2 separate regions of the Homo sapiens genome follow, and region 1 is linked to region 2. The links are chromatin loops, found by intact Hi-C in ENCODE. Cell type or tissue: HCT116. All regions are shown on one strand.

Region 1 (2,500 bases), 240 kb before region 2:
ACTCTAGGAGGTGATAGAGGGCCCTCTCTATACACTGACTGGGCCTGGGTTAGGAGTCCTGTTCCAGGAACCAGGGCTCCTGGCATTCCCTGAATAGGCAGGGTCTGGCATCAGAGTGGCAGCATCAGGAGGCTGATCTCCGCCCTTCCTAGGGAGAAGCGTAGGAAGGACTTGGGAAGTGAACCGTAAGTTTCAAAATGTGAGGGAGTTAAGGAAAGGGAGCAAGACTCTGAGCTGGGTACTTCACGTGCGTTATTACCTATACTGTATCATATGTAAGCAATAATTTAATCTGATAATAAGACTCTTTGGGGCCGGGTGCAGTGGCTCACACCTGTAATCCCAACATTTTGGGAGGCTGAGGTGAGTGAATCATTTGAGGTCAGGAGTTCAAGAGCAGCCTGGCCAAAGTGGTGAAACCCTGTCTCTACTAAAAATACAAAAATTAGCCAGGCAGTAGTGGCGCACGCCTGTAATCCCAGGTACTGGGGAGGCTGAGGCAAGAGAATCATTTGAGCCTGTGAGGCAGAGGTTGCAGTGAGCTGAGATCATGCCACTGGACTCCAGTCTAGGCGACAGAGTGAGATGCTGTCTCAAAAAAAAAAAAAAAAAAAAGACTCTTTGGATAGGCACCATCAACCCATTTTACAGATGAATTAAATGGGGCACACAAAAGTTAATTAAGTTGCCCAAAGGGTGACACAGCAAGGAAGTGGCACAGGTGGGATTCAAATTCAAGCCTACCTGACTCCAGGCCCCACAATGTTGCCTCTAGTTGTTACCTGCATTTTATAATAAGGAAGGCAGCCAAGGCCCAGAAATGGGCAGTGATTTTCCCAGAGTCACACAGCCAGCTAGTGGCTGGGCAGAGACTGAAACCAACAGTCCAGACTTCCAGTTCCAAAATGAGCCCATAAAAGTACCTGGCCCGTAGGAAATCTTCAAGTCGTATTTGTTTTTTCATTTGTTTTTCATTTTTGTTTTAGAGACAGGATCTCACTCTGTTGCCCAGACTGAAGTGCAGCGACACAAACATGGCTTACTACAGCCTTGACCTCCTGGGTCAGGTGATCCTCCTGCCTCGGCCTCCCAAAGTGCTGGAACTACAGGCATGAGCCACTGCACCCAGCCATCCATTAATATTTGTGATAGAAACAAGGCTAGGGAGAATCCCTGGATGGCTGAGGATAGGGGAGCAGCGGGGAGGAGCAGATGGTAAAGAACAGGCCTTGCTGGAGACCACCAACCTGCTGCTTTTTTCTAGGAGTTGCCCTTTAGCCTTCCCTTCAAAGTAGGGCTTGGGGAGGTGACCCAGAGCTGGGAGGGGTGAGAGGTGTCGTGCAGCACTCGGCCTGCAGGTGGCGCCCCACACTGCAGTTCTGTACTCCCCCAGGGAATGGGAGCCTGCAGGGGATTTTCCTGTGGCTGGGCGGGGTGGGACCAGGGCAGTGGGTCTCTCACCAGCGTTTTCAGGATGCCCCTAGACAACAGCTCCCCTCTCACCCTGGCCGCCTATGCCTGGCTGTGGCTGTGGCAGCAGATGGCTGACAGGGCCCAGATGGGAACTCACACCTCAACTCCTTCCTCCCTGGTCATGCCCTCTGCAGGGCCCTGGGTGAGAAACCTCAGAAGGACTTGAGGTCATCCAGCTGCTTGACCTTGGCCAGTTTACTGAGCCTCTTGGATGCCTACTTTCTTCATCTGTAGAGCAGAAGTGGGTTTTATTTCCAGGGTACTGGGAGGATCAGATGGAACATTTATAAAATGCCTGGCCCAGGCTGGGCATGGTGGCTCACACCTGTAATCCCAGCACTTTGGGAGGCTGAGGTGGGCGGATCACGAGGTCAGGAGTTCGAGACCAGCCTGGCCAACACGGTGAAACTCTGTCTCTACTAAAAATACAAAAATTAGGGCCGGGTGCGGTGGCTTACGCCTGTAATCCCAGCACTTTGGGAGGCCGAGGTGGGTGGATCACCTGAGGTCGGGAGTTCGAGATCAGCCTGGCCAACATGGAGAAACCCGTCTCCACTAAAAATACAAAAATTAGCTAGGTGTAGTGGCACATGCTTGTAATCCCAGCTACTCGGGAGGCTGAGGCAGGAGAATCGCTTGAACCTGAGAGGTGGAGGTTGCAGTGAGCCAAGATCGCACCATTGCACTCCAGCCTGGGCAATAAGAGTGAAACTCCATCTCAAAAAGAAAAAAAAAAAATGCCTGGCCCATTGCAGGCACTCAGCAGACGGGAACTGTCAGGATTATTCCCATGGACAGTGGCTGCCTGTCCTGATGTCACATCTGCCTGGCAGCTATCTCTTCTTAGTCTTTCCCACCTCACAATGGCAATCCATCACACCATGCCTTACCAGTCACCGCCAAGCTCTGTTATCCATGCCCTACAGACCTGGTACTGCCTGGAAGACAATATAGAAGAGCAGTTAAGTGGAAGGCCCCAGTTCTCACCGTCTGTGTGCAAAACCTTGCCTCTGCGCCTTCCTGTGTG
Region 2 (2,500 bases):
CTGGGTGCCTTACAAATCCCAGCAAGGGGTATTGTTCTTAAATAGTTGTTTCATTATGCACGACCCCTCCCCGCTGACCCAGATAGCTGAAAACTGACAGTTCCTCTCATCCGCTGTCAGGAGAAATACCATTTGCGGATGTCCTGCCTTCCTTCTCCAGAGCTGGGAGCATTTGATCCACTTTCCTCTGCCTCACTCCTGACCCCCAGCTTCTCAGAACACACTTGCTGCTGTCCTTGAGAATATTTTGTGCAGAGGAGAGGGATCGGGGTAGGGATTGGGACACCACTCTCTTCCCCACCCCAGAGAGGCCTCAGCTGCCAGATTCTGGCTGCTTCTGGGAATTGGAATATTTCAGAAAGGCCTTCGGGCCTCATTAATTTGCCGAACCCCTGGCCTTCCTGAGGGACTATGCTGAAACTTACGCAGGTTGGGGGTTAGTTATTAATTCAAGCAACAAGTGTTATGTGCACCAACTATGTGCCTGCCACTGTGCTAGGTCCTGGGGGGACTGAGCTGAAGATGTAGCCTCTGCCCTCCCAGAGCTTATATTTCCTTCCAGTGGGGAGACAGAATTGCAGTAGAAATGGATGTTCAGAACTCTATAAACAGGGTGAGTGAGTGACAGGGTGGGATAGGGTGATTCCTGACTGTGGTCCCAGAAAGCCTTCAGAAAGGTGCTGTTGGAGCTGAGGTTAAGTGGCATGGAAGGTGCAGCCATGCAGAGCTGTGGAGGCAAAACATTTCTGGCAGCAGACGCTCCCCTACAAGGGCAGAGATCCCCAAAAGGGAAATGGCCTGGCATTTTCAAGGAGCAGAAAAGAGGCTCTTGTGGATGTCCAGGACAGAGCTCAAGAGGATGGAGGTGTCAGGAGGCCAGGCTGCAGCCTCATCGGGGGCAGGCAGGGCTTTGTCAGGCACAGGAAGGCGTTTTTCTGTTACTGGGAGCCCCAGGAAGCCAGGGAGCTGATGTGGTCTGAGTCGCCTTTCTCAAGGAGCCCTCTGATGGCTGTGTTGAAATGTGCAGGGTGGAAGCAGTGAAAAGGAGTGAAGTCTCCCACACGGGAGACACTCCCCACTCCCGTGACCATGCATTCCAGTGTCTGACGGTTTAGCAGTTTAGCCATTTTCCTCTTAAGGTGTTTTCAGAAAGCTGGAGAACCCCCAGTTCCATGATCATAGAACCCTAAAAGTCCAATAGAAACTGCTCTTAGGAACTCTTCCCAGGACACTGAGTTGGCCCCTTCAGCCTTTATGACAGAGGCTCTGTGATTTCAAATCAGCCCAGGATTTTGAACTCTGACCTCAGCCTTCCACTACCACACCTACCCCAACTGCCCTGAGAAGGTGGCAGAGAGAGCGCCCAAGCCAGGTTCTCAGCCCAGTTCTTCTTCCGCATTCAGGTGCGATTCCAGGCAAGACTCGTCCTCCCGCTGTGCCTCAGTGTCTGCCTCTGGAAAACAATGAGTTGGGCCAGTCAGTCTTTAAGACTCTACAAATCCTAATGTTCTCTTCATCCAAGAGGACACGGGTAGGAAGGGGAAGGTGCCGCCCGGGCCTTCCCCCTGCCCACTGACCCTGCAGCCAGCTCATCCTCCTTTCCCTGAGCCGGCTCCACGGACTCGGTTCCGGCAAACCCAGCTCCCACTTCAAGCAGAGGGACTTGGGCGCCTCTCTGGGCCTCATCTCTGTCCCCAACCCCAGCCTGCCTTGTATTTGTGTATTCAAAACCCCCTGCAGCATCCCTTTTCAGGGAAGGACGAGAGAGGCAGCTGGAGTTGTTAGAAATAAAATTAACCAGCCAGACAGCCTGGGTCTGCCACTTGGTTTTCGTACTTTTGATCTGTGTGACCTTGGGGACTTATTTATCCTCTGATGCCATTTTCTCATCTGCAAAGTAGAGACAATAGCCACTGTACCTCACAGAGCGTCTATCAGGATTAAATGGGTTCGTATCTGTATTTAGAACAGTGCCAACCCATAAAAAGCACTCTTGAAGTGGGGCATGGTGGCACACACCTGTAGTCCCAGCTACTTGGGAGGCTGAGGCAGGAGGATTGCTTCAGCCCAGGAGGTTGAGGCTGCAATGGGCTATGATTGCACGGCTGCACTCCAGCCTGGGTGACAGAGAGAGAACCTGTCTCTAAAAGAAAAGAAAAAGCATACTTTAGACATTAGCTATTATTATTATTATTATTATTATTATTATTATTATCCCCTGTCCTTTCTATAGAGGAAGAAGTCAAGGCTCAGAGGAGTTAAGCGGCTTGCCTAAGGTCACACAGCTAGTTGGTCTCAGAACTTGGTCTTGAACTCTCAACCTTGCACTTCTTGCATGTGTTGCAGGGCTCCCCATTTGCAAACATGGCTTCCTGTTCTCTCTCATCTCAGTTTTCCAAACTCTGATAATTTTTACTTCCCAGTGTCTGCTGAGAAGATGAGCTTGAGTGACAGCATTAGACAAGAGTGGGCACATCCGACTACAGCTGTCCAATATGGG

Evidence for each region. A loop is a pair of places that touch in the nucleus more often than their neighbours do. Peaks named below come from ENCODE experiments on the same cell type or tissue, not always from the same donor. Only the 100,000 strongest peaks of a DNase experiment are listed, where the experiment ranks them.
Region 1: a loop joins it to region 2, with 4 times the contacts of the local background. A loop is called at or near these places in 12 of 110 quality-filtered maps.

What each region holds. Positions count from the first base shown.
Region 1 is chr10:71,383,039-71,385,538 of GRCh38, forward strand. No RefSeq gene overlaps it. Among named protein-coding and RNA genes, the nearest start is that of CDH23, 13 kb to the right of the region's middle. In HCT116, CTCF peaks have their summits at 1,352 (motif pointing right) and 1,553; no DNase peak of the experiment used is centred here.
Region 2 is chr10:71,622,556-71,625,055 of GRCh38, forward strand. All of the region lies in intron 11 of CDH23 (cadherin related 23), which reads left to right. Among named protein-coding and RNA genes, the nearest start is that of C10orf105, 96 kb to the right of the region's middle. RefSeq lists an enhancer at 1-256. In HCT116, a CTCF peak has its summit at 1,005 (motif pointing left); no DNase peak of the experiment used is centred here; H3K4me3 peaks cover 390 bases; H3K27ac peaks cover 299 bases.